5 separate regions of the Homo sapiens genome follow, and regions 2, 3, 4 and 5 are each linked to region 1. A link is a loop called in an ENCODE intact Hi-C map of the cell type or tissue named here. Cell type or tissue: PC-9. All regions are shown on one strand. Region 1 overlaps LOC105375233 (a long non-coding RNA gene). Region 2 overlaps LOC107986734 (a long non-coding RNA gene). Region 3 has its middle 25 kb from the start of EEPD1. Region 4 overlaps EEPD1 (endonuclease/exonuclease/phosphatase family domain containing 1). Region 5 has its middle 43 kb from the start of EEPD1.

Region 1 (5,000 bases):
TTAAACAACAATTAAATTGTCACAGTTTTGGAAGCTGGACAATTCAAGATGAGAATGCAATTCTAAAACCTTCTATATCCTGGCCGGGCGCAGTGGTTTGCACCTGTAATCCCAGCACTTTGGGAGGCCGAGGCAGGTGAATCGCTTGAAGCCAGGAGTTTGAGACCAGCCTGGCCAACATAGTAAAACCCTGTCTCTACCAGAAATACTAAAATTAGCCAGGCTTGTGGCGAATGCCTGTAATCCCAGCTACTCGGGAGGCTGAGGCACAAGAATCGCTTGAACCCGAGAGGCAAAGGTTGCAGTGAGCCGAAATGGTACCACTGCACTCCAGCCTGGGTGCCAGGGCGAGACTCTGTCTCAAATAACAACAACAAGAACAAAACAAGCCTTCTATGTCTAGTTTCCATGTGGCTGTTCCCGCCAAGTTCTGCCTCTGCCTACTATCCTTGGGGTAAACCTCCACCCGGACAGTGTGCTGGGCCGGGGCACCCACCCTCTGGGAGCTAGGAGTGTGGGCTCAGGGCGCTCAGGGTTGCCCTCCCCTACAGAATTGTCATCAGCCCAGCAGGAATTGGCTCACCCAGGCACACCCACCACCTTCTCCAAAACCCAGAGCTAATGACTGACTGGCACAGGGTACAAAAGCCTGGCCCCTTTGTCTTCTGGTAAAGCCGACACGGTGCTGCGGTTCCTGCTCTGGAGCTCTGTAGGAAGGCTGAAGCTCGGCTCCAGCTGAGACTGCATCCCCTGCCTTCTCCTTCCTCCCTCACTCCCCTGGGCTTGAGAGGACCCCTTCAATAAATCAAGTGCACCGAATGCCTGCCTTGGGCTCTTGGGAATTTCTTGGGACTTGGCCCAGAGTTGACAGTCGCTGAGTTCTTGATCCAGGCTTCCCCGCAGACACTGTCTGTGTGTCTTGGGCTCCATGCTTTTGCTCTGGACCCAGGCCCCCAGATTCCTAGGATGGGAATAGGACCCAGGTTCCTGTTGGAATGAGACAGTTTAGGCAATGCTCAAATCGTGAAGCCCCCTAAGCCCTCACCTGACTCCCCCAGGCAGATGTTTGTAGCTCGCTGTCACCTGTCCTATCCTGTGAAGTGACTGCTCTGGGATTGACTTACTGCTCCTCTCTCTCATTTGGCCTTGAGTGCCCGAGGGGCAAAACTGCAGCAGAGTGGCTCCTGTATCCTCAGCACTCAACATGGACCCCGTTGTTGGTGTTCAAGAAACATTTGAGGAGCTGCACTTACTTGGAATGAGAAAAAGTTACACCCATGACCTCCAGGTAAAGCAGACAGCAAATGGCATAAGTGAAGGGCCCTGCAGCAGCCACAGACACAGGCCTGGGGAAATAGAGGATCCCAGATGGAAGAGCTGCCACTTACTGGGCACCGCCCTGTGCCAAACCCAACACCGTGTGCACTCTGTAGACTCTCATTGAATCCCTAAATCCTTCCGTGGTATGGATTATTATCTCCATTTTACTAATGAGGCCATTAAAGCTCAGAAGATTAAGTAACGTGACCAGTATAAAGTACAAGAAAATGACAGATTCCGATTTTTTTTTTTTTTTTTGAGACAGGGTCTCTCTCTCTCTCTCTCTCTCTTTCTCTCTCTGTTGCCCAGGCTGGAGTGCAGTGATCCAATCACAGCTCACTGTAGCCTTGACCTCTAGGTTCAAGCAATCCACCCCCACTCAGCCTCCCACATAGCTAGGACCATAGGTGTGCACCACCATGCCCAGCTCCTTTTCTTTTTTTTTTCTTTGGTAGAGACGGGGTTCTCACTATGTTGCCTGGCTGATCTTGAACTCCTGGACTCAAGCAATCCTCCCACCTCAGCCTCCCAAAGTGCTGAGATTACAGGCATGAGCCACTGCAGATTCAGATTTTGAGCACTTGTCTAGCTGATTTCAAAGCCTGTCCTCTTTCCACAATCAGGTCTTAAGTCATATCCTGAAGAGTTTGTCATTGCTCTTCCAGGAATCCGATCCCCACTGGACAGGCTGGGAAGGTCTGGGCTGCTAGTGGTGTTGCAGATAGACTCCCAGGCAGCTGATGGAGGTGTGGAATGAAGAGCGTGAGAGATAACAGAAGCAGGCATGGCAGTGCTACCCAGCAGAGCCATGTGACAGAGGCGGGGATGCTGCCGTGGGTTGTCCAGCAAATAGAGATGCCAGGCCTGAGGCTTGATTCTCTCAGACCTTCTGCCTCTGGCAGCAAGACTGCTGGACCCAGAGCTGTGTGACTTTCACCAGGTTCCATTTCTCATCAATGGGGGAGCAGGGTGACTGCACCCAAAGAGTGTCAAGGTTTTCTTCAGTTCTGAAAGTCCCCAGTTCTCAACCAGTGAAAGGTCTGACGTTTCCCATCCCTCTTTGCAAATCCTGGGCTGAAGACCAGGGATCCAAGTCCCTCAGCCCAGCCAAGGCGACAGAAAGCCTGACTTTCCCAGCCCTGAAAAGAGTTGACGGGCTGTTCTCTGGGCTCGCCTCGGCAGCAGCATTGACAAGGGCTGGGAGAGGGAGACTGGCACAGGAGCCTTCTCAAGTTGCTCCACAAAGGGCCTCTTTTTCCCAGGCACAGTGACAAATACTGCCGCTCCCTCTGGCTATAAAGGCCGGGGGTGCGGACAAGGTTCCCATGTCTGAACTCTTAAGAAAGTTGCAAGCAAAGAAAAAAATGTGTACGGGCTTTTGGCTGTGCTTTTTGACTTGATGCCAGATAGCCGGTGGGTTCAAAATTACATCACTATTGACTATCTGAGTTGTTTCTCTGTTTGACCTTCTTGGAAGAATGGTTACCTTGGCAACAGATGGTTATCAGTTCCTCAGCAATTTGTGCCAAGGAACAGTTTCCTGCATGCTGAAAACCAGTGGCTTAAAAGCTGTATCTGGCCGGCCTCACCCTCCCAGGTCTCTGAGCGGATTGTGCAGTAGGGACAGCCCTTGACTTACAATGTTTCCACAGATGATTTTTCAGCTTTATGATGGTGCAAAAGCAGTACATGCTCAGTAGAAATCATACTTCGAGTATCCATACAACCATTCTGTTTTTCACTTTCGGTACAGCGTTGAAGTTACATAAGCTATTCAATATTTTATTAAAGGCCAAGCACAGTGGCTCACGCCTGTAATCCCAGCACTTCGGAAGGCAGAGGCAGGTAGATCACTTGAGGTCAGGAGTTTGAGACCAGCCTGGCCATATGGTGAAACTTCATCTCTACTAAAAATACAAAATTAGCTGGGCGTGGTGGCACATGACTGTAATCCCAGCTACTCAGGAGGCTGAAGGAGGAGAATTGCTTGAACTCAGGAGGAGGAGGTTGAAGTGAGCTGAGATTGCGCCACTGCACTCCAGCCTGGGCAACAGAGTGAGACTCCATCTAAAAAAAGAAAAAAAGGAAAAAATTGCTTTATTATAAAAAGGGCTTTGTGTTAGATAATTTTGCCGAACTGTAGGCAAATGTTTTCTGAGAACGTTTAAGGTAAACTAGGCTAAGCCATGATGTTCGGTAGGTTAGATGGATTAAATGTATTTTTGACTCATCATTTTTATAACTCATGGTGCATTTATTGGGATGTAACCCCGTCATAAACTGAGGAGTATTTGTATTTAGAAATAGAGCTGAGTTTGACAGCCAACTTTGTCTGTTAGGCAGTGGGTGCCAGGCCAGTGGTGCTGGGATTTCCAGTGTCCCCTGCCTCCAGCAGTGGACCCAGCTGAGCCTCTGGGATGCTCTGCCCCTGGCACCGAAGGCTGCTTGGTGCCACAGGAGAATCTGATAGGAGACATCCAGGGCTGCTGAAGTGGCTGGGGTGTCAGAGGCGTTTGAATTAGAGCAACTCCATCTTGAATAAGGACTAGGTAAAATAAGGCTAAGACCTACTGGGCTGCCTTCCCAGACAGTTAAGGCATTCTAAGTCACAGGGTGAGACAGGAGGTCGGCACAAGGTCCAGGTCATAAAGACCTTGCTGATAAAACAGGTTGCAGTAAAGAAGCTGGCTAAAACCCACCAAAACCAAGATGGCAATGAGAGTGACCTCTGGTCGTCCTCACTGCTACACTCCCACCAGCTCCATGACAGTTTACAAATGCCATGGCGATGTCAGGAAGTAACCCTATATGGTCTAAAAAGGGGAGACATGAATAATCCACCCCTTGTTTAGCATATCATCAAGAAATAACCATAAAAATGGGCAACCAGCAGCCCTTAGGGCTGCTCTGTCTATGGAGTAGCCATTCTTTTATTCCTTTACTTAATAAACTTGCTTTCACTTTATGGACTTGCCTCAAGTTCTTTGTTGTGCGAGATCCAAGATCCCTCTCTTGACTGGGTGCGGTGGCTCATGCCTGTAATCCCAGCACTCTGGGGAGGCCGAGGTGGGAGGATCACGAGGTCAGAAGATCGAGACCATCCTGGCTAACACAGTGAAACCCTGTCTCTACTAAAAAATACAAAAAATTAGCCAGGCGTGGTGGCGGGCGCCTGTAATCCCAGCTACTCGGGAGGCTGAGGCAGGAGAATGGCGTGAACCCGGGAGGCGGAGCTTGCAGTGAGCTGAGATCGAGCCACTGCGTTCTAGCACTCCAGCCTGGGCGACAGAGAGAGACTCTGTCTCAAAAAAAAAAAAAAAAAAAGCCCTCTCTTGGGTCTGGATCGGGACTCCTTTCCGGTGACAGGGATGTTCCTTTCCTGACATGTCCGCTCTCCCCTGCTTCCTGCTGTACCGCCCCCTGACTCACCGGATGCTGCACACTGTCCTCTGTGCTGCTTTCGCCAAATGGAGGTCCACTCATCCCAGCATTATTTCTTAAAAATTCCATCTTTACCTCAGTGATTTGAGAGATAATCCATCCTCTTTTGAGGAATAAAACAACAATACTATTAACTGCTAACATTCTTTCCAGCATTTATTGTGCCGAGTGAATTAAAAGCATTGTCTCATTAAATCTTCACAATTCAGTTAGGCAGTTCATATTAGTAACCCCATTTT
Region 2 (5,000 bases), 51 kb before region 1:
TCCCCAGGGCCCGCGAACAAACGTTAACAGGCTGAATGGTAAGCCAAACGTGGTATTCCCTGCTATGGAATGCTCTTTAGCCTTAAAAAATGTGAGTCTGATGCGTGCTGCCAGGTGGGTGAACTGGGAAAAACTTAACTAAAAGTGAAAGAAGCCAGACACGAAAGGACAAATACTGCATGAGTTCACAATGAAATATCTAGAATAGGCACATTCACAGGGACAGAAAGTAGGTTATGGCTTACCTGGGGCTGGAGGGAGAGGAAAATAGAAAGTTATTGCTTAATAGGTACAGAATTTCTGTTTGGGGAGATGTCATGCCTGCTACTGAATTGTAAGTTAAACATTGGTTACATGGCAAATTTTATATAATATATTGTTTCCCATAATTTAAAAAATAGTGAAAACCCATTGCGTTTACTCCTCTACCTCCCATTCACCTCTTTTAGGCCAGGGGCAATTGAATGACTTAACTGGAGTCATGCAAATGGAAGGCACAGGATTTGAGCCCATCGCAAACCCAGCAGGACCAGTGAGGCACAGCGTCCCTCTGAGCAGCCAGCAGGCGCCTGGGCCTGGAGGGGCTGCACCCTCACACCCCCTCACATCCCTGGGAACACCATAGGTTACTCATCAACTTCCTCATTCTTCTCCCTGTGCTTTCTTTGGCCTGGGCCTGGTCTGGGCCTTAGGGTGCTGGTCCCAAGCTTCCCCAAGTCAGGGAGTGACGGGACTATTCTAGAATCCCATCCTGTCTGTTCCCTGCCCAGGTCAGCACAACAAGAGGGAGACTCTGGTAGCTTCCCAGAGACCCCTCTCTCCTCCTTAGCAGGTGGGGGCAGGAGTCAGGCCAACGTGGTCCCCTCATCTCCAGGAACTTCTCCTGCTTCACTGCAGCCCCTGCCTGTGCCCTGTCCCTCTGAAAGCACAAGCTCACTCTCCTCTCCCACCACTGGTCCTCACCCACTCCTGTCCTCACCTCAGGGCACCAGGCCCCAGGTCCCCACGCTTGGCCTCACCTCCCACCTCCTCAGATGTGTGCATTGCCCAACAGGCACATCAGATGCCGCTTAGGTTGCTAAAGCTTTGGGAGGCAAAAAGCTTGAAGTTTGATACTGTTTTAGAAAAAGACATCAAATCACTTATGGGAAACCAGGATTTGTTGACCTTCATTGCACCTGTGTAGAGTTTAAGCTGGTTTTTCTTTTGAATTGGATAGGTGGGTGGTGGTGGCGCTCATCTTGCAGGGCTGACAGCCCCTATACATGTTGTTCTGGCCCTGGCCAGCCTGCATGCGGGTCAGTCCCTTCTCCAGCTTCTCACTTACTCTCACCAGGGCCTGAACATCACAGGGAGGCCAGGGCATGAGAAGAGCTGGAGAGAGGAGAAGGTGGGAGAGCCCTTCAGTCTGGAGTTTGCTGACTGTGGGATGGGGTGCGGGGCAGAGTGCAGGGCACAGATGGGAATGCTGGGGAGGGGTGGGACTGGGCCAGGGAGAAGCACAGGGGATGACAGATCACCCTAGGGGTTCCCATTTTGGATAGTGGTCAAGGACCACAGACGGCATCAACTCCCTGATGGCTACAGAGGGGGAAGATACAGGCCTGTCCTCAGAACATCAGCCTGGCCATTGGAAGTGGAGCACTGGATTAAGAGTCCCCAGTGACCTCATCATGTCCTTGATGGATGTGGGACCTCTCTGGAGAAAGGCAGTGTCGGCTTGGGTTTGACAGACACTCATGGAAGGACCTCCATGGGTTGTGACTGCACACACTGGGCTCACCATGCTTATTTTGACCACATGGACAGCCTGTTGGTCCCAGCTACTCAGGAGGCTGGGACAGGCGGATGGCTTGAGCCCAGCAATTCAACTCCAGCCTGGGCAAGACCCTATCTCTCAAAAAATATAAATAAATTAATAAAAATATGTCAACACTGTCTGGTAGGTGGTCTGGTTATGGGAATGGGGGTGTGAGTGGAGGCCTTTGAGGCCCCTCCCTGTGCCCTGTCGCCTTCTGTCCATTTAGAGGAGTGTGTATGTGAGGAAGATGAGGCAGAAGAAGCCAAGTATGGGCCCCGACTCCCCTATCAGGTGGGAGAGCTGGGGACATAACTCCCAGTGGGCACCAGGAGGCAGTGCAGCCCCAGCATCAGGCCCTTCCCACAGGGGAGCCCTGGCTTCAGCAGCTGCAGAGGCAGTAAACTCCTGGGGCTAGATCAACGTTTTTGGATTTTAAGAAGTAAAAGACGTTTTGAGGGTCATGAACTTGGTGCAGGTCTTTGCAGTACCAGGTGGACAAACCTCATCTGGGGAAAAAATCGTGAGACCAGGTTCTGCTCTCCAGCTCTGATGAGAAAAGCAAGTTTTCCCTCCTCTCTTTGCCACAGTTTCTCTACTTATCAGATTGAAATGGTGTCTTCCCCACCTACTGCTCAAAGATCTCTCGTGCCATTGATGTGAAACACTTTTCCCATGTTCAAGGTGGCTGGCCTAGTCATTGGCATCCCTGTGGCAAAGAAATGTACCAACGTTATGCCTTTACAAATGGATTCATAAAGAGTCCGTTTTTTTTTTTTCAGGCTGGGCACGGTGGCTCAGGCCTGTAATCCCAGCACTTTGGGAGGCCAAGGCGAGAGGATCACTGAGGTCAGGAGTTTGAGACCAGCCTTGCCAACATGGTGAAACCCTGTCTCTACTAAAAATACAAAAATTAGCCTGGCGTGGTGGCACGCACCTGTAATCCCAGCTACCCAGGAGGTTGAGGCACGAGAATCTCTTGAACCCAGGAGGCGGAGGTTGCAGTGAGCCAGGATTGTGCCACTGCATTCCAGCCTGGGTGATAGAGTGAGACTCGGTCTTAAAAAAAAAAAAGTCTGTTTTTTGGAATTAATTTTCCGTAGATGGAAAGATGCAGCAGATGCGTGATGCTCTGGCTTCCATGGCCACAGATGGCCCGGAACAGTCACTAGCTAGTTTGTCCTCAAAAGAAGTGAGACCCGCAGAGAGTCAAAGTCATCAAACCTGGCCTGCAGGAGACCTCAGCAGCACCTGGGAGCCTCTCAAGTGCAGGGGTGGGGGACAGTCTGTGGCTATCCACTGCTGAATGTCCACTGCTAGGGCCTTCCCTTTACTAGAAGTTTCTATCGCTAAAAAGCAACAATCTCTCAAAGTGAGAGGAGGGAGAAGAAGGATATGAATTTCTGCGTGGCCAACCTGACAACATTTTCTGAAAGAGCTTGGGTCTGTGCAGTCTGAGGAAGGCAGTGAGGCCAGCACAGGACAAGACAACCACAGGATGAATTCCTAGAGCCAGGTTTTGAGCACATCCCCTGGGAGGGGCAGGCAATGCATGCTGGAATAATCCAGTGAGGCCATACTTGCTTACTGAGAGGAAGACTTTGCAGGTAGATGCGACTTTCTAATAGGGCATCAGGTTCTAAAAGTCTATTCCGCCCAGATAATTTATATGAATCTCAACCATGTGCATCAGGTAGGTGCCAGTTCTCACTCGATCCTGAGAAAGTTCCCTAACTTGTTTTTTTAAGAGTCAAATTTCTTATTTGGAGAACACGGATGATTGTCTCTACCTCATGGCATTGTGGTGAAGATAAAATGAGATTATATCTACCAAGCGCCTAGCAGAGCATGTAGGATGCAGTATAAGCTCAGTAAATGTTAGTGTGGCAGGTTGCTGGGTGAGCGACTGTGAAATTTTGGTTGTTTAGTTCAGGGGTCTTTGTTTAAGTGCTTCTGGTAATCCTTGTTGGGTGGGGGCAGAAGAGTGGGTTTGTGGTTTATTAGGGAAAAATGAAAGGTATTTTCCTTCTTCCAGGAAAAGAGCCAGACTTTCCTGTTCAAGGTCTTGACCCCTGTTCCAGCCCCACTTATAGCCAAAAGTAGGAATGAAGATGGCCTTGTGGTTTTAAGGCTGATGCCCTGTCATGGCAAAAAGAGGCAGAACGGATGCCTTGTGTTGTGGAGACTCGAAAAGGGGTGGTGGCCTGAGGCTGTCATCTGTCTCCTGAGGACTGGAGAGAGCCAGCCTTCCCTTCGGCATGGCCTCTGAGGAGAGGTCAGCTGTTGCATACTGTGGGGCCTGCGCAGGCCCAGTGGGGAGGGCGGGGGTGGCCTGGAGCCCTTCTCCTTGGCACTGCCCCGCCAGATGCAGAGGGGAGGCTCAGGAGTGAGTGCTGTGGCTGAGGCTGCAGAGCTGCCCAGGTGGCGTGCAACTTTCCTGCCAGATGTGGGGAGCTGCCCTGACCTGGGACCCCGGATCTGGACCACTGGAGGACCTTTTCAGGGCTGTGTAACCTCAGCCCCCACCCAAGGTTCTTGTGGTATCCATAGGGGGAGTCCTCATGTGCCTGATTTTAAATACGTGCCAGTCTTAGTGGGTAGGAGAAGGAATCCGTTCAAAATAAACCAGAGGACAACACATTTGACATGACTGGCCCCTTGGGAAGAACATGGATAACACTGCCCTAGGTCTTGGGATCTCAGCAAGTCAGTGCCAGACAAAACTGCTCAAGTGATTTTCATATGTGGTTTTGATGTTCTTGACATAAAATGGGCAGAGGCCTGAGGAGTCACAAACTATACACACACACACACACACACACACACACACACACACACACAGCAGCAGCAGCAGCAGCAAGTAAGAAGTAGAATGAGCCAGGACTAAAGCCGAGTAAAATGCAAATATAAAATATACACACAGTGACACCAGACAGCCAGGTACACATCCAGGGATACATCTCAAACATACTGGTGAGGAGATGGGTATGGGAGCAAAAGGAATCTTAAGCAAAAAAAAAAAGCCAGAAGAGGGGTCACGTGCCCTGTCAGTGATGATAGTGTTCCGAGGCTGGGAGGATGACAAGCACAGTTCTCTGCAGACATGGCCCACAGAGGTAACAGCCAGGCAAAAATGGTGGGCAGAAGCCCCAGAGGGTCTCTCCAGATGCCATGAAACCTACAAGAAATGCCATGAGGCTGT
Region 3 (5,000 bases), 91 kb after region 1:
TGTAACAAACCTACATGTTGTGTACATGTACCCTAGAACTTAAAGTATAATAAAAAATAATAAAATAAAATAAAATGTCTAGTACAGTGCCTGCCAATATAAAGGATTCAACCATGTGAGTTCGCTGCCTCCTATCCCTCCTCTTTGCCTGCTTGCAGGTATCTGGATGCACCTTGCTATTTCCTCTTATCCAGGCACTGGCTTTCGGATAATGTCACAGGTTCCAGGGCCAGGGGATTACTGGGTCCCTGTGAGGTGCCCAGAGTCTTAGAGCTGGGGGGCATAGGAGATATCTTGCCTGGGCCAGGCCAAGAGAACATTCATTCCTTCGTGTTCACAGGGGGTGGCCTCTTCAGGTGTCAGTGAGCAGGCTGTGGTGTGGTGGAAAGAGTTCTGAACCCAGGAAGCATGGCTCGAATTTAGGCTCTGCTGGACACTTGTTCTGCCACTCCACTGGGCAAGTCACTGGGGACCATTCAGTCCCACTTGCTCATCACAAAATTCTTAATGGCCAATACAGGTAGAAATACCTGTATTGTGTGTGTGTGTGTGTGTGTGTGCTGCAAAGAGTGATGTCAACACAGGGCCTCATGAATAGTCATGAGGAGTTAGAGCACAGAGAAGGAAACCCAGCCCAGCTAGAATGGCCACAGCCATGCAAAGAACCCAGCAGCATTCACTTTCCCTCATCTCAGAGTTCCATGCTCCGTCCACTCACCCGATCTGCTTATTAAAGGCTCAGGCTTAACTTCTGGTGGTGTTCACGCCATGGTTTCTCCAACGCCTTGGCAGACAAGGCAGTAGCCTGCAGATGCTTCAGGGTCTGGATGTAGTGCAAGCCTCTTCATGAATGCCACTCCCTAGAACTCACTGGGTGTAAAAGTATCACTGCCTGATTGGTTTCATCAGCAATAATGTCCCCTGGCTTTGTCAATAGTCAGGGCTTTCACTTAGATGGGATCTCAGAAAATGTGGCTAAGTCTTTTGTTTCCAGAATCTCATCCACAGCACTCCCAACAGGCTCTCACCCTGCTTGTCACAGATTTTCATTGTGAAAATCTCCAGTGACAGTGAACTTACCACTTTCCACACAGCCCCCTCCACGGAGAGCTCTTGAAGAGAGCTGTTGGCCTCATCATATGAGATTTATAAATAGGCAGCTGTGGTACGAAACACAGAGGTTTAAGAACAGAGGGTGGAGCTCAGCCCCTGGTGGAAAATGACATCTGTGACTCACTCAGAAGAGCAGGTCCCTCTCAGCCTTTCTGCCACATGGAGCTGGGATGCCCAGAAGGAGCTCTCCTGAGGATGCCTCACTGAGGTGGGGTGAGGTGAGGCCTGATGGAGGCACCAGCATGGCCCATGAGCTCTAGAAGAAGGCTGGGCTTTGGGTGGGCACCTGAGCCAGCCACACCAGGAAGGGAATACTGCCTAGTGCAGCTGTTCTCAAACCTTATGGTCTCGAGAGCCTGCTATACCACTGAAAACCACTTGAGGACCCTAGAGAACGTTCCTGGATTACATCTACCAACATTACAAATTAAAACTAAACATATTCTTTAATATTTATTTGGTAATTTATTAAAAATAATGAAAATCAACACTTTTTGTTTTCTAAATTTAAAAAATTGACTAAGCATCACTTTTACATTTTTGTAAATCTCCTGAATGTCTGGCTTTCTAGAAGATTGCATTCCATCTGTTACACTATCACACATCACCCAGCCTCTGGAAAACGCCACTGCAGGCTCATGAGAGAATGGGGGAGAAACAGGCTAATCATATCTTAATATTATTGTGAAAATAGTTTTGACTTTGTGGATCCCCTGGAAAGGCCTCGGGAATAGCCAGGCCAAACTTTGAGGACCTCTAGCCTAGTGATTAAGAAAATGTATTTTGGTGTCAGATTGCCTGGATTCAAATTCCATTTCGGCCCCCCAGTAGGTGTTCAATAAATGTTAAATGCTATTATTATCATAACAGGGTACTCAGTGTATTCTCAATGGATTTTATTTTTCAAGCACAAAGTCTGGAATCCCCCAAAGAAGGATTCAAAACAGTGCCTCAATTTCAGTAATGAGCACTATAGGTTAATATTGTCGCTGTATAAATGTGTATCATTGTTGTTTCACATTTGCCTATAGGATTAGTATAGAATGAATCCTAGCAACAGCAGGCAACTTTGCTAAACATATCCACTCCCTGATCGGAGGACAAATGCATCCCCCACCCCCAACACTGTGAGCCCTTCGGCCAAATTTTTAAACCTCACTGAGTCTCATTTTGCCCCTTCTGTAAAATGAAGTTCATAATAATACCTGCCTCATAGGTTTGCCATGAGAATTAACAAAGATAAGGATAAAACATACACTTAGCCCAGCATCTACACATAATCAGCACTTGATAAATATTAACCAAAAGTTTTTTATGGCAGTTCTGAAAGCCACCACTAGGGCTCAGATATCTGGAATTACCACAAGGGTATTTGTTATTGATACAAAAATAACTCCCTGGGTGAGCCAACTGATGGGATTTTGGATGAGAATTACTGAATTATATTTCTGGAATTTTTGTTAGATGCCTGGGTCCTCAGAGGCAACATATACCAATGGTCCGCCTTCACAGACCCCTTTGGGAGTGTGCCTGTTCTTTGGACGCTGGCTGCACCGGCAGGCACACCAGGTTCCCACGGGCTGAGTCACACACTTGGCAGTTTTGCCGGCTCAATAAACATGGCTTTCTCATCTGCCAACTCTGGCGCTGTGATGAGCTCTGGCCACACTTTAAAGTATAGAAGGCTTTGTAGCCTCACCGTGCTCAGAGTACAAAGCCCTTCTAGCTGTGGACAGCCACAGCTTCTGGAACAAGGATGATGGAATTAGCAGCGAAGACATTAAAATGTTATTTTTAGCAGTGTTCCAAATCATTACGACTCCCCACCCCCCGTAATGTCCTCTAAATCCTTCCTGACAGTATATGTTTATTTTTCTTTCCTGAGAATTATTAATTGGTAACCCAACAGTTCAAATATAGTTTTCAGCTGGTTCCAGAAATTCATTTCTTCATCATAGCACTGTGACCTTCCATCATATGACTGGCCACTATCTACTTTGTGGTTGAGTCATTGTTGTTCAACAGCGCTACAAACATGTATTGAACTCCACCCATTTACCAAACACTGCACGTGGATATGAGGGTGGGCCACATCTGGGCCGGGCCCCGGGAGCCAGGTCTTGGGTGACATGGAGACAAATAGACAAATGCACAAATAAACAGCCGCAGTCAGTGGAGCATGTGCAGGGGAGGGTGGGGGACAGGGCGCTCGGCAAGGGCACCTGAGGCTGGCTCATTTTAGCATCAGGTTTCATTTCTAATGTCACCTCTGCCAAGATGTGCTCCCGCCCATCGTATTTGCAATAACCCCCTTGTCCCTGCACTCTGTCACATGGGCACATTTTATTTTTTTCACAGCATTTATCATTATTCAAACGTTTTATTGATTTGTTTACTTGTACATCACGTATCACCCCTACTGAGTAGACACCCAGTGAGCATTTGCTGAATGATCAGTGGAGTCTCTAAATGAATGAATGAACTACACACTCAGTAGATGTCAAATTAAATCATTATTCTAAATCACAAAGGCAATTTGGGGGGAAAGGTTAAAAATGGCTAATGTGATATATGTAATTACTGTCTCCAACGTATCAGAATTTTTCCATGAAAATATTGATCAGGGGTCTTCTATGACTACAGAGGAAAGTGGAGTTAAATTAACAAGAAGAAATTTTGAGGCATGGCCCTACATATTAGAAACATACATCTGAGTAAAGACTTCAGTTCTATAGACTTTGGGAAAAAGTGACCACATTATCCTTTTGGATGGTCGATCCCTTCACCTGCCTGAAGGCAGAAGGCTCAACCAAGTATAGGAGTCTATGAGGCCAGCAGAGAGTAGCCAGCCAGCCAAACCCCAAGGATGCCTCCAAGACCTGCAATCACATAGAGATACAGGTGTGTAGAACATATTTATTTGTAAATGCATATAAATACATGGACATATTTTAATATATTTACATATATGTACATACACCCACAAAAACAGAGAGTATAAATATTGGAGGCAGTTTAGCCAGTCCCACTGGAGCCACTGGGACCCCTGACAGGTAGCTCTCTCCTCTGTCCCAGTGTTCAGGTGCTCCTGCCATGACACACTCTGGAACATTCTTGCTACTAATAAACAGTGAGTTCATTAGCTGGCAAAAGTGCCATGTACATTTGGAGCATTATTGCAGAGTTGGGCCACTGTTCCATGTTTCCGGAGATTTATTCACCCAGGAAACATATACAGAGTCTCTATTGTGTGCCAGGCCTAGGCATGCAGAGAACTTGGACTAATGATGGAGACAGACAAGCAAATAACTGGCTGTGGTGCAGGATTGTACTGCTGAAGTCTGCCCAAGGAGTTAGGGGAGCAATATATATATTGCTTATATATAGAGAGAGGGTTTATATAGATACATATGCCTGGGGGTCTGGGGAGGCTGCTTGAAGCAGGTTCCATCAGCTAGAATTTGAAGGCTAAATCAGAGCTTCCTGGATGCAGAGTAGGAAGGGAGGGTACAGGAAGTGAGGGTGGCGCGCCAGGCAGAAGGAACAGCATGTGCAAAGGCAAGGAGAGGAAAACCAGCCCAGTTCACAAAGCATGGAGGTGATGGGGGGCCCGACACGGGGCTGCAGAAGCATCTTGGGGCTGCATCAGCAGAAACCTTGTGTTTTAAGCCAGGAAGTTTGAACAGGGTCCCGAGAGTTAAGGGGTATCTGAGGAACTGCCGCAGATCTGCCTTTTAGAAAGACCTGCAGACCTTTGGCTGCTGTGACAAGGCACTGAATGGGAGGAGACCTCAGGCTTTTAGCAATAGTTCTGGCCAATGGAGACCAAGTAGAGAAGGTGGAGATGAGAGACAGTAAAAAGGAAGATGCCTCAGGACTTGTGAGAC
Region 4 (5,000 bases), 170 kb after region 1:
CTCTCTCAGACTCTGGGGTAATGGGGGCACTGACCTAAATAAGGACAGGAATCTGCCAAGTACAATGAGCTCAGGCTGCAGGACAGGCGGAATTGAGGGCGCTGTGTCTTCCATTCACACACCGGCCCTGTGTGCATTCAGGCCCCAGATGACATGTAGGCCACTGCCCCATGCCAGCCAGACTGCCCCAGCCCCACCCACAGAAGCTTTCCTGGTTCAAAGGGCTTGATTGAAGATTGAGTGATAACAGGGCTAAATCCCTGACCAGAAACACTAGCCGAGACATAGGATTTTATCGTAATAATCCCAAGAAATGAGCGAATCTCCTTGGGCTCCAGGGCTAGGTCAGAGAGAACAGTTCTCAGTGGACTGTCAGCCATGGGGCTGTGTGCAATGTGAGCCACATATGCAATTTTAAATTTTCTTTTAAAAAGGCAAGAAGAAACAGACAACAGTCATTTTAATATTTTTTATTTAATCTAGTATATCTAAAATATTAACACTTATGCACATAATCAATATGAAAACTATTAAGGAAATGTTTTACATTCTTTTTGTGTACTCTTCAACATCTCAACTCAGATCTGCCGTATTTCAGGTGCCCAGTGGCCACATGTGGCTTATGGCTGCCATATTGGACACCAGCACTAGAAGCCATACACTCAGCACCTTACAGAGTGGGGCTGGAAAGCTGCAAGGATGCTGTCTGGGCCCATGAAATCCTTGCATCTCATGTAGAGTCCTCCTAATATTCATCTGCCATTAAAAACAAAAGCATTACACCTTCATAAGTTATAGGTAATAAGAATTATTTACATTTTCACAGGCCCTTCCAGTTACAGGACACTTTGGTATGTTTTCCTGTGCACCTAAAAACTCTATGAGGAGGCTGAGCACAGTGGCTCATGCCTATAATCCCAGCACTTTGGGAGGCTGAGGCAGTCGAATCAGCTGAGGCCAGCAGTTTGAGACCAGCCAGGCCAACATGGTGAAACACCGTCTCTACCAAAAATATAAACATTAGCCAGGTGTGGTGGCGTGCACCTGTAATCCCAGCTATTCGGGAGGCTGAGGCAGAAGAATTGCTTGAACCTGGGAAGTGGAGGTTGCAGTGAGCTGAGATCGTGCCACTGTACTCCAGCCTGGGCAACAGAGTGAGACTCTGTCTCAAAAACAAAAACAAAAACAACAACAAAAAAAACTCTATGAGGGAGGCAGGCAGATATCATTCTTTTGGCAAAAATTTATTGAGGGTCTGCCAGGTGCTAGGCCCTAATTTGCATACAACTCCTGCATTCCTAGAGTTTGGATTCTAGTGGAAGAGGAAAACAAATCATGATGTCAGCGTGGTTCGAATGGTAGTGGGAATATGAGTGCAGCTCGGCAACACATGAGAAACCTTTAATCTGCCCATGATATCAGGGGATGTTCTTCAAAGGAGGGATATTTGATTAGAAAAATACAGAATGAGGAGCTCTGTGCTGGGCAGATAAGTGAGGGTGGAAGGAGCACTGCACGTTCTGAACATAGTCCATTTGGGGCAGAACTTCTGACCCTGGTATGTCCATTTTAGACCCCAGACAGGTTAGGCCACCTACTTGAAATCCTACCACGTGTTCACAGGAGATGGGGCTGGAACCCAGGAGTTTGAGCTGGTCAGTCCTCAAGCAACAATTCATCTTGAAAAGGTGGTTCTTTATGCAAGGTCTTTAGGACGGGGATAAGCGTGGGAAGGGTTCCAGCCCTAGAACCTGCTCGATCAGGTGACCTCAATTCCAGGGTCCTTTCCTGCGTGCAGCTACCATTTTTGGTTTTGAAATCTGCAGAATATTTTGAATACAATTCTGCTGTGTCATCATGCTAAAGTTCAGTAAGGATGTGTGCTTGAAGTCTGTTTATAAAGTGTTTCTACTTTAGTAATCCTCGAGTCTTAGAAGAAGAGTCACCATTTCCTGGAGATTTTGAACCCCAGGTGAACTGGCTGCTTGTCTGGAATCTCAGTGCAGGAGTTTTTTTTTTTTTTTTTTTTTTTAACCTAGACAGGGAGCCAGTCTCTTGCCTTTGTTCACACAGGCCATTGGCCACCACTAGGGCAGAACAGAGACAGTGCCAGTCTGAAGCCTGCGGCCCTCCAGGAACGGTGCCTCCTCTGTACTCAGCAGTTTTTATTTTTATCTCATCAGCGTGTTCCTCCTTTTGAAGTGTGAATCCTAGTGACCCAAATGAGCTGTCTGCCTGGGCCTGGGCCAACAGGACCAGGTTACTTGAGTTCAGTGGAGACCCTGGGCTGCGGTGGCAGGGATGCTGGTTCCTGTGTGACTGGATGGGGGTGGGGTAGGCAGGCTTACTGGGGCCAGAGGCACAGGCAGCCTGCTCAACTGACAAATTTTCAAACCAGGAGGACTTCATGCTAAAAATAAACTGGATCCTGTATTCCCCCTCCCTCATTTGCTTCACAGCAGCCCTTTACAAAGAGTAAGCAGCATTTGCACAGTTTAGATGTTAACATTTAGAAGTGCAGAATTAAGCATGTGTACCTCACAGTGTTTGGCTGTGGATGCAATTCAGGCCCAGTGGCTTTGACAGTTGTCTCCATGCTGATGCATTGGAACAGTGTGGTGGAGAGTGGTTTAATACTCAGTGGTTGGGCATTGGGGGTGTGCTGTGTCACTGGAATTGAGTGGTCAGCAGTGGTGCCTGATGCTGGAGGCAGGGAGTCTGGTAGAGTTTGAGAAACAGGAAGGCAGATGGGCCCCCTATCCCTCTGTTGGCTGATGCCTGAGACACACTTGGTTTAGAGGGAAGAGAAAGAATACTTGTGGGTCCTCTATGCTGTAACAGGAACTGTACTAAGTACTTTTCCTGTGTATTCCTGTGAGTTCCACACAACTAAGCATATCCTCATTAGAGGCAGTGATGCTTCAAGGGTGGTTCCCAGACAGCAGCATCTGCGTCACCTGGGAACTTGTTAGGAATGCAGATTCTCAGGCCCTGCCCATGGTCTATGAAATGAGGATTCAAACGGGGTCCAGCAGTCTGTGGTTTAACAAGCTCCTGGGTGATCCCCGTGCACGCTAAAGCTTGGGAACCTCTCCTGGAGAGGTAGAGCGCAGACCTGGAGCTAGACTGGTCTCAGGCCTCAGGTGTTTGGCCTTCGACAAGTTGTGCAACCATTTCTGTGCCTCAGTGTTCTCATCTATGAAGTGGGGGTAATAACAATGGGGTTGTGTGGGATTACATTAAGCAATGTATGTTAAAACCAGCCATGGTACTGGGCATGTGGTAAGCATACCATAAGTGCTTGCTGTAACTCACTAGCTTTGATCCCATGTCTGTTTAACTTCAAGGCTGTTTACTCATTATTTTATACTCACTGTCTCTTAGCAACCTAACTCAGTTAGTGATTCAGGTGTCTAATTCTGCAAAAACAAAAACAAAAAAAGTAGGTTATTCTATAGGTCAAGGCTAGCAAGGTGGTTTCCTTTCTCATTGCCGGCTCTGTTTCTGTAGTAGGGGCCACCTGGTGCCCTGTGAGGAGGATTGTAGAGCCAAGCCTGAGCTAGGCATATACACGTGTGCCGTTATTGATGAGAGATGTCTGTCGTGGGTGTGCAGGGGTGTGATGTGCCCTCCTCTGCTGATGCTGGTTTTTGCCAGTCAACTTAGTGTGAATTTCTGATCCTTTCCTGTAGCTGGGTTTTAATGGGAGGCTATTAAGAGCCACTACTGAATACCGCGGGCCAGAGGAGTCATGTGGGCTGCACATGTTTGGCTGCACATGTTTAGGGCCAATTATCAGGAGACTGCATGTGGTTTCTGGGCAGATCTCGCGTGAACTACCAGAGCAAGAACTCACTCATTACTGTGGGAAGAGTACCAAGCCATTCATGAGAGATCCACCTGCATGACCCAAATACAGATATGGAAACTATCCCATTTCTGTATATGGGATATAAGACACATATCCCAATAGACACCACCTCCAACATTAGGGATCACATTTCAGCACGAGATTTGTTGGGGGGCAAACATCCAAACTATATCAGGCACCTCGTGCTGGTTGGCTGTGGAGATGACTGAGTCCAGCCAGTGCAGAGGGAGGAAAAGCTCCCTTAGAGGGTGGAGGAGGTCTCGGGGGAGGATGGAGAGGACGTTGAGGCAGGTTTGGACTTCCTGCAGGCAGCGAGGGTTTCCAAAGCAGACAGGCAGCTGGAGATGAGGTGGTGGGTGGGTAGGGGAAGTGGAGGGAAGGCAGGACCCCAGTTTTAAGAGTTAATTGTTGTAACAGAGCAGGAAAGTGATAATAAGGGCCCAGAAATACAGGTTGAGTGTTTGTAAAGAAAATTTCAAACTTGTTACTGATGGGTTTTTTGAGTGATTTGAATAAAAGGAAAAATAAACCAGATTCCTTGGTGGAGAAGACTACATTTCATAAAGATGACAGTTCTTCTAAACCAATGCAAAGGGTATTTAATATGAGTCCAATGAAATCCCCATGGAATTTTTAGGAACACAACAAAATAGTTCTAAGATTCCTCTGAAAGAATGACAGCTGAAAATAGCGAGAGGATTTTTTTTCATGAAAGAGGATAATGATGTCTCCTTCAGCTTGTTCCCTGCATACCTTCCAGAGCTGTCTTTTTAAAACATGAATCAAATCCTGGCTGCTTCTGTCATCCTGCGGCTATTAGAATAAACCTGAGCCCTTCCCTGGGACCTGTGTGGCCTGCCTGGCTGGCCTTTGACACCTCCTCCCTCACTCTCTTGCTCTCCCAGCTCCAGCTGTCCTGCCTTCCCTCTCCTCCTAGAAAACATCAAGCTTCTTCCCACCTGCGCATTTGCTGCTGCCTCCGCGTAGACCTTTTCCTTTCTCATGACTCACTTGTTCTTGTGATGTTCTTGTGGCCTCTGCTCAAATGGCTTCTCCAGGAAGCCTTCCCTGACCACCCCATCTCCTAACACTTGTTCCTGTCATTTCTTCTCCTCTATTTTCATCTGAA
Region 5 (5,000 bases), 73 kb after region 1:
AGGGAGAGCATTTGTGTTTTCAATTTTACCGCCCATAGTGCTAGGCACTGGAGTTACAGTGAGGAGCACACTCCTGACTCTTCTATTCCCGGAGCTGATGGTGCAGCAGGACTGCAGACATGAAATCAGTAAGACTAGTGCCTGTTGAAATAAGGGAGAGGAAGAGAATATGGATGTGAATTACAAGTAATTTCTGCTAGGGGACTTCCCGGGAAGTGAGGGTCAAGATGAGATTTGAAAGCTGAATAGGGAAATGTTGCCCCAACACACAAGACCTCAGTCCTGGCAAAGCAAGCCCCGATTCCCCAATCAATGAGCTTCAGTCAGGCTATTGACTTGGCACCAACTTGTGTGCAGTGGCCAAGCTGGATGCTGTCCTGAATTATATCAGTGTGACAAGGCAACGTCTCCTTTAGTGTGACCTTAACAGTGGATTTGTCCCTCTTTATCAGAGTAGGCTCCCTGTGTTCCCAAACTCAGGAAACTCCAGGCATTGGCAGCCCACTTGCACATTCTACATCAGATCCTGCCTCACTGGGAGTTGTGGCAGAGGATGGCCAGACAGACACCATGGACAGACACCATGGAGAGGGGCAATGAACAAACCTTCATCTTCTATACATAACATGAATTCTGCTTTCTCTTCTGTGCCTGTGTACAGACACTCAGCCAGGAATCCCACCACCAGGAGCATTTTCATCCACTTCTCTAAAGGAGTCCAGTGCCTTGCTGCATAACAGTGTGTGATAGACTATACACAGTTGCCCAGGGGGTCCAGCCTCCCTGCACTCTCCTCCCTGTGTGATCCCTCCCTACATTCACTCCAGGCTTAGTCATGTGATTTGTGAGAGTGAGGCAAGCAAAGGGTTGATAAGCAGTCGTTCATTTCTCCTGGAATATTACCTCCCGGAACTCAGCTGCCATGCTATAGGGAAGTATTGACTCTCCTTTTGTGAACTGAGAGGCCACAGGAAGAAAAACTGAGGCACCCCAGCCCTCAATCAGCACCAGGGCCTCAGAGTGTGAGAGAATCATCTGGGACCTTGCAACCCAGCCCAGTCCCCAGCCTGATGTACCCTCCTGGAGTGAGCCCAGCAGAGACCACAAGGAGCAGAGCAACCACCTAGCTGAGCCCAGCCACCCACAGGACACGAGAGAGGATACACTGAGATTGTTTTAGGATTATACATAGTGGGGTGGCTGTCTCAGAGCGGTATTCATCACACAGGTGTGGCCCTCAGGCCTTGTTTCCCAGCAGCAAGAGCCATTGTCATAGCTCCAGGGAAGCCTCTTTACAGCCACTGACAGTTGTCCCACTCTCGGGATGCTCTTTCAGGCTTTGGTTTCCATTGAGGATATTGTTTTTCTTATCATTTTTCAGGTGGGTCACAAGAGTGTTTTGAAGGGTTCAGGGCCCACCCTTCGGAAAGTTGTAGATGATTGTCTTGTGACAGCTGCAGTCATAGAGCAGGGTTTTTTTAACTATTGTATTTAAATATAGTAAATTGGCATATATATTTGTGTGTGTGTTGATCGTGTTTGTTTATTTCTATAGAACCATCTCCTCTTCCTAATAAACACAGAAGACAAGACAGAGAGGAGCACAGGAAGGAAGAAGAGCCCCTGGAGAAGCAGTCCAGTCTCTGCAGTTTCCCCAGCTGGGGCAGATGGGCTGCCCTCCTTATTCCCCAGGTGGCCCCTGGCCAACCTTTCAAGTCAGCACTTATCTTAAGGACAATGCTTTTGAAGGCCAGGGAGGTATGGGATTTTCTCCTGATCTGATCCCACTGAGCGAAGCCTGGCAGCTTGCACACCTGCGTCCTCCACTGCATGAGATCCTCTCAGCCAGGCGGGCCATGCACAGCAGTGTGTGTTTTCTGCTCACTCCTACCCACAGCTGTTTGCCTCCAGCATGGCCCATTTCCTGCCCCATCTCCTTGGGCTCCCTGGAGCTCAGGACTTCCTTGCCTCATGGCAAGTGCCAGGAGCTAGCTTGACCTCCCACATTCTTTCCTGTGCTCAACCTTGCCCTGCTGTCCACCACCTGAGGTTTCGCTATCTGCACTCTGCTTTCAGCCTCAGGCTGGTTCTTTCTGGCTAACCTGAAACACAGGTGCCTGCAGAGGAAGTTGAAGAACCTCCCCGTGGTCCCCTGCCAGCACTGGCTGTTTCCATAGGGAAAGGCTGGGTCATACCTTGGGCAAATTCTACTGATCCTGCACCTGTCCAAGGTGCCCAGTGTGCACTTAGTTTTCTCTATAGGAGACGCCCTGGGGGAAGTTGGTTCCACCTGGGGCTCCACCACTGTTGCTGGGGTGTGGGTGAAGGGGGAGGCCACAGGGCCTCACTGGGGGGCTGTGCAGGGGGAGTGGTCCTCTCTCCAGGCCAGGTAGGGGACTAGCAGGCACGTTAGCTGTGCTGCTGGCTTCTGCCCTGACTCCAGGTCCTCCTCAGGCCTCTGATTTCTGTGTTGTTCCTTCGACTATTCTCAGAGTATGAAGTAAAGGTAGGAATGGCAGGCTCACTGCATCTCTGCTGTTTTGGGTTGGCAGGGATGATACACTGTACCTTGTGGATGGGGAAGGAGGGCAGCTTGGTAGCGGGATCAGTTGCAGGCATTAGTTTCAGGGGTATGATCCAAGCCTCCAGCTTGGATCTCTTGTAGCCTGGGAGAAGATAGGTGGCCAACACTTCATTGTCCTGCAACTAGTCCTGGATCCCTTCCCATGTACGACCCATGGACACCATCAGTTCTGCCTGCCCAGGTCTTTGTAGTCAGAGAATGACTCAACGCAAAGCTTTAGTTTCTCCCCATAGGAGGGCCTCTCTTGCTGGATTGAGCATGAGGATTCACTTGAACAGGTTTTCGCACTCCATGGACAGGTAGAAACAAATACCAAATGTTCCTCTCAGCTCTCACTACTCCCGCAGCTCCTTAGGGTTCTGTCCATCAAAGGGCTGGGATGTGATCACTAGATATACAGGAAGCCTCCAGGCTGTACACCTCTACCCTGGGGCCACCTTACTTTGGCCCTGGAAGAGTTCTGGGTGGCATGAGGGGCACTACCACAGAAGGTACCCAGCTTGTTGCCAAAGAAGCCCAAGCCTGCAGTCTCGATGTTCACGTCAGCATCCAAAAGCAACTATTCTGCCTTCAGGTCCCTATGGGCAATACTACACTTCTGGCAGCAATACTATCACATAGCACAGCCCACACTATCTGGTGGAAATTGCTTCAGGTTTTCTTCTTCTTCAGGCTGCCATGAGCCACTAGGTACTCAAATACCTCTCTCTCACTAGCCTGCTCCACGACTAGGTAAAGTGCTTCCTTGGTCTCGATCAACTCAAATAATTTCACAATGTTGGAATGATACAATACCTTCATGATGTCTTCATGAGATAGTCTCTGGAGGCTGGAGTTCCACACTTGTAAATGACCTTTGCAGCCACCTGTGTGCCAGTCGGGATGTACCAGGCCAACTTCACCTTGGCAAAGGTTCCCTTGGCAATGGTCTTGAGGAGCATGTAGCTGCCAATATGAGTCTCCTCCTTGGCAGAGATGCTATAAAGGGCCTACCAGTCTTTTGGACTTACTGCTAACAATACTAATTACCAATATTAACTAATAATACTGATTAAATAAAGAAGAATGTGGAAAGAAATGAAAAAGAAAACAATGAGAAAAACAAAAAGGAATTAAGAAAAAGAAAAAAAAATTAAAAATGAGGCCAGGAATGGTGGCTTATACCTGTAATCCCAGTACTTTGGGAGCCTGAAGCAGAAGGATTACTTGAGTCTAGGAATTCAAGACCAGCCTGGGCAACATAGTGAGATCCTGTCTCTGCAAAAAAAAAAATAGCCAGGTGTGGTGGTGCATGCCTGTAGCCTCAGCTACTTGGGAGGCTGAGGCAGGAGGATCCCTTTGAGCCCAGGAGGTTGAGGCTGTAGTGAGCCATGATGGTGCCACTGCACTCCAGCCTGGGTGACAGAGCAAGATTCTGTCGAGAGAGAGAGAGAGAATAAAGAAAAAGAAAAAAGAAAAGGAAAAGAATAAAGGAAAATGAAAAAAGAAAGAATAAAGAGAAAAATAAAAAAAGAATAGAGGAGGGGAAAAAAGAGAAAATAACAAGAAAAATAGATACAGAGCCAAGAAATTTAAAAAGCTAACTTTGGTGAAAATCCTTCAGGTCACCAAAAGCTACCTTCCTGAGCTAGGAAGGCCAAAAATTTAGGCCCAGCCAGGGACTTACATGGTACAGTACTTGGAAGTCTGTAACTGGTTCCTTACGAGGTCATAGCAAGAAATAGACCTATCACAGCTAAGGATAATTCACAGTGGTTTTCTCACTTTTTGGTCTCAAGAATGCTTTACTCTTAAAAAACAAAAAGAGGGAGAATTCAAAGAGCTTTTTGTTTATGTGGGTTGTAGTGAACAAATATTCACCTTCTTAGAAATTATAACATGTAGGATGCTTCAGTGGCTTTTTAATTTCTAGTTTGCAAAGCTGTAAAAAGCTTTTGGCTCATAAAAAGCTCAAAATATCTACACTTAAAATATTCCATTCCTTAAAACAAACAAACAAACAAAACCAACAGCTTCTGGCTGGTGTCCGGATAATGACAATACCAAGAGCACCAAGGCTGCGGGGTCCCACGGTGAGGAGCATGGATACAGCTAGAGAATGTCAGGGAAGAAAGACTTCTCAAGGAGGTTCCTGAGTCAGACCTGAAGGACTCATGGGGGTGGGCTGCACCTCCCATTTCTTGGACGTATACCCTTGGTCATGCCCTGTGCTGGACACTAAGTATTCAGAGATGCATGAAGGCACCCTGCCTCTGTTGCAGAGCAGAAAGATTGTGGACAAAAATTCTAAATGCTGCCAAGGAGAGGAGACAGACCTCTGCCGGCTCAAGCTTCTCTGGGCCTCTGGGGAAGTCCCACAATCTTGGCTGTGCCTGCCCCTGCCCTCCCACCCCTACCCCAACTCCATCCCTGCTTG

The links. A loop is a pair of places that touch in the nucleus more often than their neighbours do. Peaks named below come from ENCODE experiments on the same cell type or tissue, not always from the same donor. Only the 100,000 strongest peaks of a DNase experiment are listed, where the experiment ranks them.
Region 2: a loop joins it to region 1, with 2.9 times the contacts of the local background. A loop is called at or near these places in 15 of 110 quality-filtered maps.
Region 3: a loop joins it to region 1, with 5 times the contacts of the local background. A loop is called at or near these places in 14 of 110 quality-filtered maps.
Region 4: it touches region 1 in a loop (2.8-fold over the local background); 2 of 110 quality-filtered maps call a loop at or near these places.
Region 5: a loop joins it to region 1, with 5 times the contacts of the local background. A loop is called at or near these places in 16 of 110 quality-filtered maps.

What each region holds. Positions count from the first base shown.
Region 1 is chr7:36,034,701-36,039,700 of GRCh38, forward strand. LOC105375233 (a long non-coding RNA gene) reads left to right here. Exons shown (of 4, transcript NR_187894.1): 4 at 1,152-1,553. Among named protein-coding and RNA genes, the nearest start is that of EEPD1, 120 kb to the right of the region's middle. In PC-9, no CTCF peak of the experiment used is centred here; DNase peaks (open chromatin) are centred at 2,051 and 2,741; H3K4me3 peaks cover 842 bases; H3K27ac peaks cover 2,313 bases.
Region 2 is chr7:35,983,220-35,988,219 of GRCh38, forward strand. All of the region lies in intron 2 of LOC107986734 (a long non-coding RNA gene), which reads right to left. Among named protein-coding and RNA genes, the nearest start is that of EEPD1, 170 kb to the right of the region's middle. RefSeq lists a silencer at 2,057-2,106. In PC-9, a CTCF peak has its summit at 2,136 (motif pointing right); a DNase peak (open chromatin) is centred at 2,162.
Region 3 is chr7:36,126,087-36,131,086 of GRCh38, forward strand. No RefSeq gene overlaps it. Among named protein-coding and RNA genes, the nearest start is that of EEPD1, 25 kb to the right of the region's middle. In PC-9, a CTCF peak has its summit at 2,532; DNase peaks (open chromatin) are centred at 2,705 and 3,195; H3K4me3 peaks cover 1,471 bases; H3K27ac peaks cover 1,771 bases.
Region 4 is chr7:36,205,880-36,210,879 of GRCh38, forward strand. The region is part of intron 2 of EEPD1 (endonuclease/exonuclease/phosphatase family domain containing 1); the gene reads left to right. Among named protein-coding and RNA genes, the nearest start is that of EEPD1, 55 kb to the left of the region's middle. In PC-9, CTCF peaks have their summits at 2,169 and 2,368; DNase peaks (open chromatin) are centred at 1,922 and 3,352; H3K27ac peaks cover 2,422 bases.
Region 5 is chr7:36,107,315-36,112,314 of GRCh38, forward strand. It overlaps the pseudogene MARK2P13. Among named protein-coding and RNA genes, the nearest start is that of EEPD1, 43 kb to the right of the region's middle. In PC-9, no CTCF peak of the experiment used is centred here; DNase peaks (open chromatin) are centred at 1,227 and 2,067; H3K27ac peaks cover 1,746 bases.